Linked DNA regions of Homo sapiens: region 1 is linked to region 2. A link is an interaction called in ENCODE POLR2A ChIA-PET data of the cell type or tissue named here. Cell type or tissue: CD4-positive, alpha-beta T cell. All regions are shown on one strand. Links, peaks and the distances in the headings refer to the core of each region. The heading gives the core; the rest is flanking DNA.

Region 1 (8,035 bases), core at 1,109-6,108, 810 kb before region 2:
CCTGAGATTAGATCTCTCACTCTCTCTGTTGCCTGTCTTTCTCTTTTCTTTTGTCCCACTTCCCTATTGTGGATGGTATGTAATGGAAAATGGAGGTGATGGTAGAGGAGGAGATGGGAGAGAATTTGTTTCTGATTTGCATTGTAGACTATTTTTGAAACATTTAAATCAGAAATGGATTCTGGATCATTATTAGTTTTTAAAGTTGGGTTCTTTGAGGCTCCAAAGAGAGAAGAATAACAGAAAATTTGCTGAAAATCCTGCTTGGGCTCCTGAGGCTTCATTAGGATCATGGGGTATGTTTTTGTTTGTTTGTTTTTTGTGGGATGTTGTCTCTGATTTTGATCACAAGGAAAGCAATATTTGATAATTTTTTTATTGAGAATGAGAGGATCAGGCTATGTGGCAGGAGGAGGTTTCCATCTAGTTCATCTGAGGGTTTGGTGGGGGAGTAGTATTGTGGAAAGAAAACAAACATTTGTAGAGTATTCGAGCCTATACACTCATCTCCTTTGTCTGACTTCTCTACACAGTGACGAGGAGCTGGCAGAAAGTGGGAGTCCTGGTCCCCAAATGTCCAGGATGCAGCCAACTCTTCTCTGAAGTGCTCCACTATTTCCAGTACTTCATGTGGCACAGACAATATCCTCAAAAAAGCCTAGGGTTTCTGATTTTCATATTCTCAATGGAGAAAATGAGGAAGGAATATTTACAGTTCATTTGAATAAAGACAATGAATACACCCCTTTGCACAAAACAGACCCAAAGGCTGGCGACTCTGACACCTACATCTTTGTGAGAAGCTCAGAGTGATTCCAAAGTCCCTGGAGAGCCTCTGCCCAAAGCCGCACTCCAGTCATAAGAGTTGAGAGAGTGGGATAGAGGGACATCTCTGTAATGTTCCTGCCTACTTATGAAAATCAATACCCACGTATGAGAGGCTGTGTGGGATTATCTAAAGAAGATACTATACTATTCTGTAGATAATTGATCTGGAAAAGGTGGAATATTGGATTGGAAAATTTCAAAATGTTTTCTACCCACTTGGAGTTCATCCCATGCCTGCTCTTGGGATCTTGGTTGGATGATGCCTTTGGGGTAGTCCAGAGGAAAAGAGCTGTGCTGTGGAGATGGGGAGCCGGGTTACGGTCCAGGTTGTTTCAAGGAGGAACTGACTGTGAGGAAACAACACAACTAGCTTTTGTTTCAAGGTCTGCTTTTATGAACAGGTATCTGTATGTTAGCCATTTTGGAAGAAAGAGTTGAACAGCCACTGAGGGATGGTAGAAGGGGCACTCTAATTCTAGTTGTACTTTATTTTTACTACATGCTCTGGGCAGCAAAACAGACTGGAAAAATAATCAGCTCTAAAGCCAGGCATTCCTGGGTTTGAATCTGAGATCTCCTGCTGTAAAGAGTTTGACCTTAGTCAAATACTTTTGGCATTTGAGCTTTAATACTTTGTCTATAAAATGAGGGTCATAATACTATTTTTCCAGGGTTCTTCTGTGGTTAAAAGACTATCACTAAGAATGTCCTGGTTTAATCAGCACTCATCAGATTAATGCTATCTATATCCTGCATTATCATTGCTATTAAACCTCACCTGCCAACCCAAAAAGCTGTTTGGAGGATGACATCACATACTGGGTGTTCAGACTCTTCAGAAACTGAAAAAGACCTGAGCCAATACAAGAACATTTTTTTGGGAGTTAAAACTCTTGGTCTGTGACAAAAAGATCAATAAATTGATCAATAAATTGATCTGCTATTTCTCTGTAGAAAGATCACATGATTTTTTTAAACAAAATGATGTCCCCTCAGAAGGGGAGATGTTGGGAGGGGAAAGGGAGATGCAAAATTACTTGTTGGGTACAATGTACACTACTTGGGTGATGGGTGCACTAAAATCCTTGAACTCACCACTATAGAATTCATCTATGTAACCAAAAACCACGTTTACCCCTAAAGCTGTGAAATAGAAAAAAATTTTAAAAATGAGGCCAGGGTCATACCATTATTTTTTTCTCTGAGAGAGAAACAGCCAAAATTATTTCATTTGGAACTCATTAGTACATTTACTCAGCAAATGTTTATTTTGTATTATGATGTGATAGGCAATGATGTAATGGAGGAAGTACCTTATTCTCCAATATAGATAAGTTTTCTGCACAAACGGAGGTTTTATTCTTCTGTGGGCAGACAACACAAACAAAGAAAAAAATGATTTCCAAATATAAGTGACATTTGGAAAACAAAATAGGGTAATGTGAAGGAGAATCATGGTGGTTATGGAGGTCATTTAGTGGTGACATTTGAGCTGAATCTTGAATGACAGAAAAATGACAAAACCATTTAAGACCTGGGGTAAGAAAGAGTTTTCAAATGCAACAATGGTCCTTAGGCAGAGCATGTTTGCTGCATTTATGACAGAAGCTGGTGTTCCCTGAATATAGTGAGAAGGAGAGTGGTAGGAAATAATGTCAAAAAGGTAGTTATGGACTTGAAAATACAAAGCCTTGTAAATCATGGTTAGATTCAGATTTTATTCTACATGTATTGGGAAGTATTTGACTACCTAATTTATATTTTAGAAGGATCACTCTTCGTGCTCTGGGGAATGGCTCATAGGGTTGGCATGGGGAGAGACTAGGGCACAAAGACAGTTAGAATTTGCAGGGGACCCAGTGAGACCTGATGGAGGTATAGACTAGGTGGTAGAAGTGGGAATGAAGAAACATGGATGAATTAACTTATATTTTGGAGGTAAAAAATAGATCTTAATGATGATTTGTATATGGCAGATGGGGAAAAAAAGAGAGTCGATGATGACTTTTAAGTTTTTGGCTTATGTAGTTACATGGAAGATGAGATAGGGAATTCTGAGAGAGGAAATATTTTTGATTATAGTAGGCAGGTAAAAGTGTCATTTCAGATATGTTAAGTTAGAGATGTCTATAAGGCATTCAACTGTAGTTGTTGACCAGGGAGTTCCATATTGAGCCTGGAGCTAACAGAGGACATAGCTGGCCTATGGGATAGTGTTCAAGCCACGCATTGAATGAGATCACTTAGGGAAAGAGTGTGGATGGAGAAGAGGTTCTTAACCTGAGCACTTGGACTGTCAGTTGAGGTTTAATAGCGAAGGAAAAATCAGCAAAGGAGATCGAAGTCTATTAGTGAATTGGAAGGGAAGCCAATAGAATGTGCTGTCACAGAAGGCAAAACAAGAAAATGTTTCAAGGAGTGGTCAATTGTGTCTACTATACTACTTCTGGGTTTGGGTGGGAGCTTATAGTGTGAAAAGAAGAATTAGTCAGAAGAGACAGATGGAAAATAACTTCAACTGGAAAGGATTAATGATATAATCCATTAGTGTTCTTATTCCTGCATTTAAAATTTTCATGAAATTTTATATATTGACTTTTTTTCTTAATGGCTTCTGGCGTTGGTATCACTTAAAAAGGCCTTTGTTGCCTTGCTATTATAAATAACCTTCAATTTATATTTCTTCTATAATTATGTTAGTAGCTTTGTTTTCATACATGGAAACTTTGTGGACAATCATAAACTTATTTTTAGAATATGGAGTGGAGCAGCGACCCAGTTTTATTTTTCCCCAATATTTATTGAGCGACGCATCCTGTCTTCACTAATCTGAAATTGCGTATTTCTCTAAGAATTTGGGTCTCTGTCTTGCCTCTATCTGTCCTCTCATTGCTATTTGTGCACATATTCCATACTCATTTAATTACTTGACAAATTATTTGATAAATTATTTCAGTAGTATTGGACCCAGTTTATGTACTTTCCTGCTTTAATTTGGCCATTGTTTTCTGCTCAGTGTTACCGCTAATCCTCCGGGAAAACTGCCTAGTACAAACTGCATTCTCTAATCTGGAGAGAGAAAGTTAAACTTCTGTAGGAAAAAGTTGCCTCAAGTCATAGTTGCGTTTGCTGAGGGGCAGGGACCACTGAAGTGGCTCTCCTGATCTCTCATGTTACTTGCAGGCAAAGGAGAATTTACCATGAAACTCCTCATTTCAGAGGCATTTTCCAAAATTTCTTTAGTGGGAGGTCCTGTAATGCTGCAGTTCCCAACCTTTTTCGCACCAGGGACTAGTTTCATGGGAGACAATTTTTCCACAGACCAAGGGAGTGAGGATGATTTCGGGATGAAACCATTAGCTCATCAGGAATTAGTTAGGTTCTCATAAGAACTAGGCAACCTAGATCCCTCTCATGCACAGTTCACCGTAGGGTTTGCGCTTCTATGAGAATCTAATGCCATTGCTGCTCTGACAGGAGGCAGAGCTCAGGTAGGTTTTATGATCAGAAAAATATTAAACAAAATTTAACAGCCTTGGAAAAGTTATTTATAAACATTGCATTTTATTTAAGAGGTTGAATATATACATTGTTTTGCCATTTTGAATTTATTAGCAGTGTGGCAAAGTTAGCTTAATTTGCTATTAGTAAAACTGAAAACCATTTGATAAGCTCTTAGAATTATGCTAATTTGTCTGAACGGTAGTAGAAGCTATTTTAATTAAAAACTGTAGCTATATAGTTTAATCTATATAGTTTAACCCTCATAATTTGATAGAATTGAGATCATAGGTGTTGTGAAGTATGACTAATGCCCTAATATAAATAAACAAGTAATAAACTGTCATAAACAGTCTCAATATACTCTGAATTCTTTCTTCCAACAGATTTAATTTGTATAGACAATAGTAATACATTCGGATAAAAATTCCAAATTTGATTTCACTTATACTTGTTGATGTTTGTAATGAGAGAGTCTTTCTGCGTATGTTAAAATTCATATGTTAATAGGTGTTTTAAGGAGCTTGTAAAAAGAGATGACTATGGAAACACATAATTACCCTAAATTTTCATCTTTCATTTGAAAACAAATTTCTCTTAAATTTAGGATTTTTAAACAACCTATTATCTGTCTTTGATCAAATGGAAATTTAATATATGTAAATAGGCACCGATGTTTGCAAGTAAACGGCATAAAGAGTGGTAAAGTAAGTTATGTGAGGGATGTTTTTTAAGTAACAAGAAGAAAAAATGTTATGATTTGTCGGTAATATGTATAAAATAACACTGTGAATATTTGGGAAATACACAAATGAGAAAAAAATTTAAAAATGCTGTTTGAAGGTTCCAAACAGTGACAAAATATAAGAATATACTGCGGGAGATATGTCACTTGGACAGAAACACACTGAGTGAAGTCCCTGTATGGTGTATGGCACATGGAAATGAAGCTCAAGCAGAAAGCAGCTGTCTTATTGGATTTAGGAGTCAGAGTTTGGAGTTCGGTGCTGACAGAGTAGCTGAAATTCAAGGGGGGATCCAGGAAAAGAAGGATTCACAGTGTGAGGAGTTACAAAATCTTACAAAGCCACACTTAGTTAGGAACTCGGCAAAAATAACAAAAAACAAATAACCCGGCTGGGTGCAGTGGCTCATGCCTGCAATCCCAGCACTTCGGGAGAACCAGGCAGGTGGATTGGTTGAGCCCAGGAGTTCGAGACCAGTCTGGGCAACATGGTAACACCCTGCCTCTACTAAACATACAAAAATTAGCCAGGCATGGTGGTGTGTGCCTGTATTCCCAGCTACTCAGGAGGCTGAGGCAGAAAGTACAACTGAGCCTGGGAGGTCCAGGCTGCAGTGAGCCATGATGGTGCCATTGCATTTCAGCCTGGTGATATAAGAAACCCTGTCTCCAAAAAAAAAAAAAAACAAAAACCAAATATATATATATATAAAATTTATTCACATTATATATATTTTATATATAAATAAATTATTCATGTCCTTTACTCACTTTTTAAACCCCATAAAAAAAGTGAGTAAAGGACATGAATAATTGTTTAAAAGAAGACATAGAAATGGCAACAAGCATATGAAAAAAGGCACAGCATCAATAATCGTTAGAGAAATGCAAATTAAAAGTAATGAGATACCATCTTACACCAGTCAGAATGGCTATTATTAAAAAGTCAAAAAAATAACAGACATTGGCAAGGATGCAGAGAAAAGGGAATGCTTATATAATGTTGGTGGGAATGTAAATTAGGATGACCTCTGTGGAAAACAGTATGGAGATATCTCAAAGCAATAAGAATATAGCTACTATTTGATCCAGCAATCTCACTACTGAGTGTTATTCAAAGAAAAGGAAATCATATCAAAAAGATACATACATTCATATGTTTATCACAGAAGTATTCACAATAGCAAAGATATGGAATCAACCTAATTGTGGGATAAAGAAAATATAGTATATAGACACAATGGAATACTATTCAGCCATACAAAGAATGAAATCATGTCTTTTGCAGCAACATAGATAGAACTGGAAGCCATTATCTTAAGTGAAACAACTCAGAAACAGAAAATACTGTATGTTCTTACTTATAAGTGGGAACTAAATAACGTTTACACATGGACACAGAGAGTGCATAATAGACACTGGAGAGTCTGAAGGGTGGGAGAGTGGGAGGGGGGTAAGAGATGAGAAATTACTTAATAGGTACAATGTACATTATTCAGGTGATGGCTATACTAAAAGCCTAGACTTTATATTCATGTATAAGAAATGCACTTGTAGCTCCTAAATTTATACAAGTTAAAAAAAATAAAACTATCCCTTGGTTGATTCTTGAGCTGTGCAGGCATAAGACAAGACTCTAAGAAAGTAAGTAGAAAACAGCAGCCAGATGGCTGAGAGAAAAGATTTTAGCAGTTACCCTCAACTAGGGCAATAGAATTTTAAATGCAAGTGCTGCCAAGTGAAAGAGGTTGGGTAAAAACTTAGGCTTTCTAATGAAAACCCAGAAGGACCACGCCCTAAAAATAAGAACAATACTCTGGGACTAAAGGGTATACCCTACAAATAGGTCTATACCCTAGAACAAGGACATTTAACAATAAATTAATGCTGTGAGTGTATGTTATCAGCAGAGTCATACTTCAAAAATTATAAAGTATTTTTGTTAGGTGGTTTGTTGACTGAAGGGAAATGATATCAGATGGAATTTATGACCCAAGGAAGTAATAAAGAACATTAAAAATAGTAACTATGTGGAAACATTAAAAAGAGATTACTTTTCTAAGTTTTTCAAAATACAGTTGACAAATGCAAAAATAATAACAATGTATTACACCGTTAATAACATATATAAATAAAATCAACAGCAATAACACAAAAAACTGAAGGGGCATAGGATTAAACTGTTGTAAGATTCTTGCATTATGTATGAAGCTGTATAATATTAATTCAAGAGAGAATCTGATGAACTGAGGATGCATATGATAATCTGTAGATAAACAATTAAAAAACCAAAGCAAAAAGGTTTAGCTAATAGCCAATGGGGGAAATAGAATGAACGAGTATAGAAACTTCTCAAATAAATCAAAAGAAGGGAGAATAAAGGGCATATTAACAAAGACTAGAGGAAAAACATAGAAAATGGATTATCATTGTAGATTCAAACCAAATAAAAATAATTACATTAAATGTAAATAGCATAAACATTCCAAATAAAAGGGAGATTTTCTCAAACTAGACAAAAAGACACAATTGTATGTCATTCACAAAAAATGTACTTTAAAGACAAAGATGAGTTGAAAGTAAGAGGCAACCTATGCCATGCAAATAGCAACCATAAGAAAGCTATGTGTCTTTATTAATATTAAATAATATTTGAAAATGAGGGGTGTTATGAGATAAAAGCGTTATTTAATAATAAACAGAGGGTCACTTGATCAAGAAGAGATAATATTCTCTAAATGTTTATGTACTGATAGTAGAGTTATAAAATATATGAAACCAAATTAACAGAATTAAAGGAGAAATAGGCAAATCTGTAATCAGAGTTGGAGACTGTAAGGCTCCTCTCTAGTAATTGATAGAACAAGAAGACAGAAAGTCAGTAAAAATATACAAGGCTGGAACAATCAACTAGATCTAATTGACATTTATAGAGCACTATACCCACCAAGTGCACTATAT
Region 2 (8,035 bases), core at 2,027-7,026:
GTGCTTCTGCAGTTCATTTTGAATTTAAAGGACAGCTTAGGATCTAGAATAGCTGAATTTCCACCTCAAAACATTGGTTCCGTCTTGCCAAGCCTACCTTCTGATATCATCAGTGATGGGATGTGTTTTTCTTACTAGGGTAGAATAGGATGTCTCTCCCCAAAGGACTCTGGCAGACAGACCCCTAAACACCTCCAAATTAAAAGCGGCAAAGAGATAAGGTTGAACTAGACGTACATGGGGATAAAAAGTATAAAAGGTACATGGGAATGAAAGGATAAAAAGGCTAAAAAAATTAAGTACCTCTAACTCAGCCCCTGTTGCCATTTCTCAGAGTCTTGTGTTCTGTGGCATTGCGCTTTCTAGACCAACAGTGTCCAATAGAACTTTCTGTGGCAATGGAAATGTCCTGTCAATCTGCACTGTCCCATACAATAGCCACCAGCTACATGTGGCTATTGAGCTCTTGAAATGAAGTTTCCATTTTTAATTGAAAACATTTTATTTCACATTGACTAATTTTTATTTCAACAGCCACATGTAGCTAGAGACTATTATACCAGACAGAGCAGCCTAGATCTTCTCCAGTCTGACACCCACCAGCCCCAGGACTTGAGTGAGTGTTTAACCAGGACTCAAAGTTGGGTTTCTGCCCCACAAGGCCACCCCCTTTCCTCTTTAAAGCCAACCTGCATCTGGTGGCCCCTGATCCCCTGCCTTGAGGATCGGCACTTCCAGACTCCTCTCCCCCTCTGCAGTGCTGTCCAGTACCCCCACTGATGACTAACAATCAGGGGGATGTGTTGGTAGAGCTAATGGCTTTCTGTCTGTCCCTTCCCAGCAAAGGAACTATGCCTTAGGGCCTTCACCCAGAGTGATGTCAGGCTGCCCAAGCATGAGGAGGGAAGTAGGCAGAATCCTCTGGAGCCAAAGCTCTGGATGTCTCTCCCCTCTGACCATGGAGCCCACCCCTGCTCCACTGCTCCAGGGACAGCCCTATGCTGCAGGCAGCTCTGCCCCCACTCAGCATCCCAGGGGCTGATTTCTTTGGTTTTGGATCCAGCTGGATGTCTGCATTGCCGAGGCCACCAGGGCTGGCTCAGCAACTGTCGGGGAATCACCAGGGTCTGAGAAATCTTGTGCGCATGTGAGGGGCTGTGGGAGCAGAGAACCACTGGGTGGGAAATTCTAATCCCCACCCTGCTGGAAACTCTCTGGGTGGCCCCAACATGCTAATCCTCCGGCAAACCTCTGTTTCCTCCTCAAAAGGCAGGAGGTCGGAAAGAATAAACAATGAGAGTCACATTAAAAACACAAAATCCTACGGAAATACTGAAGAATGAGTCTCAGCACTAAGGAAAAGCCTCCAGCAGCTCCTGCTTTCTGAGGGTGAAGGATAGACGCTGTGGCTCTGCATGACTCACTAGCACTCTATCACGGCCATATTCTGGCAGGGTCAGTGGCTCCAACTAACATTTGTTTGGTACTTTACAGTTTATTAAATAGATGTTTATATGGAGAAGCTCTCATTTCTTTCTCAGAAGAGCCTGGCTAGGAAGGTGGATGAGGCACCATATTCATTTTGCAGGTGAAATTCCTGAGATGTAAGGAGCTGCTGTGACTTGCTCAAGGCCTTATATCGAGTAAACGGTAGTGCTGGGGCTTAGACGCAGGTGTTCTGATTTATAGTTCAAAACCTCTATCAATGAGAGAGCAATCTCCTGGTAATGTGATAGATTTCCCAACTTAATGCCAACATACCATAAACCTCCCATTCTGCTAATGCCCAGCCTAAGTTGGGGAGACCACTCCAGATTCCAAGATGTACAGTTTGCTTTGCTGGGCCTTTTTCCCATGCCTGCCTTTACTCTGCCAGAGTTATATTGCTGGGGTTTTGAAGAAGATCCTATTAAATAAAAGAATAAGCAGTATTATTAAGTAGCCCTGCATTTCAGGTTTCCTTGAGTGGCAGGCCAGGCCTGGCCGTGAACGTTCACTGAAATCATGGCCTCTTGGCCAAGATTGATAGCTTGTGCCTGTCCCTGAGTCCCAGTCCATCACGAGCAGCTGGTTTCTAAGATGCTATTTCCCGTATAAAGCATGAGACCGTGACTTGCCAGCCCCACAGAGCCCCGCCCTTGTCCATCACTGGCATCTGGACTCCAGCCTGGGTTGGGGCAAAGAGGGAAATGAGATCATGTCCTAACCCTGATCCTCTTGTCCCACAGATATCCAGAACCCTGACCCTGCCGTGTACCAGCTGAGAGACTCTAAATCCAGTGACAAGTCTGTCTGCCTATTCACCGATTTTGATTCTCAAACAAATGTGTCACAAAGTAAGGATTCTGATGTGTATATCACAGACAAAACTGTGCTAGACATGAGGTCTATGGACTTCAAGAGCAACAGTGCTGTGGCCTGGAGCAACAAATCTGACTTTGCATGTGCAAACGCCTTCAACAACAGCATTATTCCAGAAGACACCTTCTTCCCCAGCCCAGGTAAGGGCAGCTTTGGTGCCTTCGCAGGCTGTTTCCTTGCTTCAGGAATGGCCAGGTTCTGCCCAGAGCTCTGGTCAATGATGTCTAAAACTCCTCTGATTGGTGGTCTCGGCCTTATCCATTGCCACCAAAACCCTCTTTTTACTAAGAAACAGTGAGCCTTGTTCTGGCAGTCCAGAGAATGACACGGGAAAAAAGCAGATGAAGAGAAGGTGGCAGGAGAGGGCACGTGGCCCAGCCTCAGTCTCTCCAACTGAGTTCCTGCCTGCCTGCCTTTGCTCAGACTGTTTGCCCCTTACTGCTCTTCTAGGCCTCATTCTAAGCCCCTTCTCCAAGTTGCCTCTCCTTATTTCTCCCTGTCTGCCAAAAAATCTTTCCCAGCTCACTAAGTCAGTCTCACGCAGTCACTCATTAACCCACCAATCACTGATTGTGCCGGCACATGAATGCACCAGGTGTTGAAGTGGAGGAATTAAAAAGTCAGATGAGGGGTGTGCCCAGAGGAAGCACCATTCTAGTTGGGGGAGCCCATCTGTCAGCTGGGAAAAGTCCAAATAACTTCAGATTGGAATGTGTTTTAACTCAGGGTTGAGAAAACAGCTACCTTCAGGACAAAAGTCAGGGAAGGGCTCTCTGAAGAAATGCTACTTGAAGATACCAGCCCTACCAAGGGCAGGGAGAGGACCCTATAGAGGCCTGGGACAGGAGCTCAATGAGAAAGGAGAAGAGCAGCAGGCATGAGTTGAATGAAGGAGGCAGGGCCGGGTCACAGGGCCTTCTAGGCCATGAGAGGGTAGACAGTATTCTAAGGACGCCAGAAAGCTGTTGATCGGCTTCAAGCAGGGGAGGGACACCTAATTTGCTTTTCTTTTTTTTTTTTTTTTTTTTTTTTTTTTTTGAGATGGAGTTTTGCTCTTGTTGCCCAGGCTGGAGTGCAATGGTGCATCTTGGCTCACTGCAACCTCCGCCTCCCAGGTTCAAGTGATTCTCCTGCCTCAGCCTCCCGAGTAGCTGAGATTACAGGCACCCGCCACCATGCCTGGCTAATTTTTTGTATTTTTAGTAGAGACAGGGTTTCACTATGTTGGCCAGGCTGGTCTCGAACTCCTGACCTCAGGTGATCCACCCGCTTCAGCCTCCCAAAGTGCTGGGATTACAGGCGTGAGCCACCACACCCGGCCTGCTTTTCTTAAAGATCAATCTGAGTGCTGTACGGAGAGTGGGTTGTAAGCCAAGAGTAGAAGCAGAAAGGGAGCAGTTGCAGCAGAGAGATGATGGAGGCCTGGGCAGGGTGGTGGCAGGGAGGTAACCAACACCATTCAGGTTTCAAAGGTAGAACCATGCAGGGATGAGAAAGCAAAGAGGGGATCAAGGAAGGCAGCTGGATTTTGGCCTGAGCAGCTGAGTCAATGATAGTGCCGTTTACTAAGAAGAAACCAAGGAAAAAATTTGGGGTGCAGGGATCAAAACTTTTTGGAACATATGAAAGTACGTGTTTATACTCTTTATGGCCCTTGTCACTATGTATGCCTCGCTGCCTCCATTGGACTCTAGAATGAAGCCAGGCAAGAGCAGGGTCTATGTGTGATGGCACATGTGGCCAGGGTCATGCAACATGTACTTTGTACAAACAGTGTATATTGAGTAAATAGAAATGGTGTCCAGGAGCCGAGGTATCGGTCCTGCCAGGGCCAGGGGCTCTCCCTAGCAGGTGCTCATATGCTGTAAGTTCCCTCCAGATCTCTCCACAAGGAGGCATGGAAAGGCTGTAGTTGTTCACCTGCCCAAGAACTAGGAGGTCTGGGGTGGGAGAGTCAGCCTGCTCTGGATGCTGAAAGAATGTCTGTTTTTCCTTTTAGAAAGTTCCTGTGATGTCAAGCTGGTCGAGAAAAGCTTTGAAACAGGTAAGACAGGGGTCTAGCCTGGGTTTGCACAGGATTGCGGAAGTGATGAACCCGCAATAACCCTGCCTGGATGAGGGAGTGGGAAGAAATTAGTAGATGTGGGAATGAATGATGAGGAATGGAAACAGCGGTTCAAGACCTGCCCAGAGCTGGGTGGGGTCTCTCCTGAATCCCTCTCACCATCTCTGACTTTCCATTCTAAGCACTTTGAGGATGAGTTTCTAGCTTCAATAGACCAAGGACTCTCTCCTAGGCCTCTGTATTCCTTTCAACAGCTCCACTGTCAAGAGAGCCAGAGAGAGCTTCTGGGTGGCCCAGCTGTGAAATTTCTGAGTCCCTTAGGGATAGCCCTAAACGAACCAGATCATCCTGAGGACAGCCAAGAGGTTTTGCCTTCTTTCAAGACAAGCAACAGTACTCACATAGGCTGTGGGCAATGGTCCTGTCTCTCAAGAATCCCCTGCCACTCCTCACACCCACCCTGGGCCCATATTCATTTCCATTTGAGTTGTTCTTATTGAGTCATCCTTCCTGTGGTAGCGGAACTCACTAAGGGGCCCATCTGGACCCGAGGTATTGTGATGATAAATTCTGAGCACCTACCCCATCCCCAGAAGGGCTCAGAAATAAAATAAGAGCCAAGTCTAGTCGGTGTTTCCTGTCTTGAAACACAATACTGTTGGCCCTGGAAGAATGCACAGAATCTGTTTGTAAGGGGATATGCACAGAAGCTGCAAGGGACAGGAGGTGCAGGAGCTGCAGGCCTCCCCCACCCAGCCTGCTCTGCCTTGGGGAAAACCGTGGGTGTGTCCTGCAGGCCATGCAGGCCTGGGACATGCAAGCCCATAACCGCTGTGGCCTCTTGGTTTTACAGATACGAACCTAAACTTTCAAAACCTGTCAGTGATTGGGTTCCGAATCCTCCTCCTGAAAGTGGCCGGGTTTAATCTGCTCATGACGCTGCGGCTGTGGTCCAGCTGAGGTGAGGGGCCTTGAAGCTGGGAGTGGGGTTTAGGGACGCGGGTCTCTGGGTGCATCCTAAGCTCTGAGAGCAAACCTCCCTGCAGGGTCTTGCTTTTAAGTCCAAAGCCTGAGCCCACCAAACTCTCCTACTTCTTCCTGTTACAAATTCCTCTTGTGCAATAATAATGGCCTGAAACGCTGTAAAATATCCTCATTTCAGCCGCCTCAGTTGCACTTCTCCCCTATGAGGTAGGAAGAACAGTTGTTTAGAAACGAAGAAACTGAGGCCCCACAGCTAATGAGTGGAGGAAGAGAGACACTTGTGTACACCACATGCCTTGTGTTGTACTTCTCTCACCGTGTAACCTCCTCATGTCCTCTCTCCCCAGTACGGCTCTCTTAGCTCAGTAGAAAGAAGACATTACACTCATATTACACCCCAATCCTGGCTAGAGTCTCCGCACCCTCCTCCCCCAGGGTCCCCAGTCGTCTTGCTGACAACTGCATCCTGTTCCATCACCATCAAAAAAAAACTCCAGGCTGGGTGCGGGGGCTCACACCTGTAATCCCAGCACTTTGGGAGGCAGAGGCAGGAGGAGCACAGGAGCTGGAGACCAGCCTGGGCAACACAGGGAGACCCCGCCTCTACAAAAAGTGAAAAAATTAACCAGGTGTGGTGCTGCACACCTGTAGTCCCAGCTACTTAAGAGGCTGAGATGGGAGGATCGCTTGAGCCCTGGAATGTTGAGGCTACAATGAGCTGTGATTGCGTCACTGCACTCCAGCCTGGAAGACAAAGCAAGATCCTGTCTCAAATAATAAAAAAAATAAGAACTCCAGGGTACATTTGCTCCTAGAACTCTACCACATAGCCCCAAACAGAGCCATCACCATCACATCCCTAACAGTCCTGGGTCTTCCTCAGTGTCCAGCCTGACTTCTGTTCTTCCTCATTCCAGATCTGCAAGATTGTAAGACAGCCTGTGCTCCCTCGCTCCTTCCTCTGCATTGCCCCTCTTCTCCCTCTCCAAACAGAGGGAACTCTCCTACCCCCAAGGAGGTGAAAGCTGCTACCACCTCTGTGCCCCCCCGGCAATGCCACCAACTGGATCCTACCCGAATTTATGATTAAGATTGCTGAAGAGCTGCCAAACACTGCTGCCACCCCCTCTGTTCCCTTATTGCTGCTTGTCACTGCCTGACATTCACGGCAGAGGCAAGGCTGCTGCAGCCTCCCCTGGCTGTGCACATTCCCTCCTGCTCCCCAGAGACTGCCTCCGCCATCCCACAGATGATGGATCTTCAGTGGGTTCTCTTGGGCTCTAGGTCCTGCAGAATGTTGTGAGGGGTTTATTTTTTTTTAATAGTGTTCATAAAGAAATACATAGTATTCTTCTTCTCAAGACGTGGGGGGAAATTATCTCATTATCGAGGCCCTGCTATGCTGTGTATCTGGGCGTGTTGTATGTCCTGCTGCCGATGCCTTCATTAAAATGATTTGGAAGAGCAGAGACTGTGCCTCTGTTTGACTGGGTTTGGTAGGAGTCATTTTCTGCTTGCTGGTGATCACTAGCTGGGCAGAGAAAAACCAAGGCATTTGTCTATGATGCTGTCCAGGAAGCCTCATTCAACAAGCTGCCTAAGTCAACCTCTTCTTGGAATAACCTCTAAAAGCTTCCGCTTAGCAGGCTATGCTGAGGGCCAGGAAAACCCACCTACCAGCTTGGACCCCTCCTCTCCCACTCTCATGCCACGCCACGGGACCACCCATAACAGGAGCCCACACACATGGGTGGCAGTGACCTGCGGCAGACAGGGACCACACAGCAAGTGTCCCCAAAATGCCACCCACTGTCTCCTGCCCTCCAGGAGCATTTCCTTTGCCTCTCCTCTCAGACTGGGTTTCCACTGAAACTGTGCATTGTCTCACAAATTCGTGGCTGGGGACCACCCACCACTCTGCTGCCTGATCCAGCCCCACGCCAGCCCTTTGAGGTGCCCAAGCTGACACCAGGAGCAAGGTTGAGAGGAAGCTGTGACCCCAGCAGGACTTTATGTTCCCACCATCCCGGATGTGAGAATGAGGAAAAAAGGAGATGAGCTGTCTCCCCACAAGCCCAGAGATTTGACCGAGGAGAGTAGAGGCCTCGAGCTCTCACCTAAGAGAAAAGACATGGGGCTTCCTGGGGTCCACAGCTCACTGCGCTCTCCCTCCTGAGACTCCTGCTGCCAGAGCACCTTTCCCCAGGGTCATGGATGCTGAGGGAAACACAACTTAGAGACCACTCCACCATCCACCCAGCAAGCACAGCTACCAAGACCCAAAGCTGAGGCTTACCAATGCCCAGGGTGGGAGGGGGTTCCATCCCTGAATAACTCCATGGTTCCCCTATGCGTCTGACCATCCCAGCCAGAAATACATAAATCATCTCAGCTACAATTCAGGCCTGCTTCTTTTCATAGGGATGAAGCTACAGGTTGAGTATCCCTTATCTGAAATGCTTGGTACTAGAAGTGTTCAGGTTTTGGATTTTTTTTTTTTTTTTTTGAGGCTGGGGGTGGAATATTAGCATTATACTTACCAATTCGGCATCCCTAATCTAAAAATCTGAAATCCAAGATGCCCCAGTGAGTGAGCATTTCCTTTGAGCATCATGTTGGCATTTA

Evidence for each region. ChIA-PET counts read pairs that join two places held together with the same protein. Peaks named below come from ENCODE experiments on the same cell type or tissue, not always from the same donor. Only the 100,000 strongest peaks of a DNase experiment are listed, where the experiment ranks them.
Region 1: POLR2A ChIA-PET joins it to region 2 with 7 read pairs; 5 of 35 experiments call an interaction of 5 or more read pairs at or near these places.

The regions. Positions count from the first base shown.
Region 1 is chr14:21,737,495-21,745,529 of GRCh38, forward strand. It overlaps TRA. Among named protein-coding and RNA genes, the nearest start is that of OR4E1, 68 kb to the left of the region's middle. In CD4-positive, alpha-beta T cell, for the core only: no CTCF peak of the experiment used is centred there; no DNase peak of the experiment used is centred there; H3K4me3 peaks cover 3,997 bases; H3K27me3 peaks cover 750 bases.
Region 2 is chr14:22,545,278-22,553,312 of GRCh38, forward strand. It overlaps TRA and TRAC. Among named protein-coding and RNA genes, the nearest start is that of LINC02332, 7.8 kb to the right of the region's middle. RefSeq lists enhancers at 4,990-5,129, 5,220-5,299, 5,310-5,469, 5,560-5,609. In CD4-positive, alpha-beta T cell, for the core only: no CTCF peak of the experiment used is centred there; DNase peaks (open chromatin) are centred at 3,294, 4,944, 5,794, 6,554 and 3 weaker places; H3K4me3 peaks cover 3,792 bases; H3K27ac peaks cover 4,859 bases.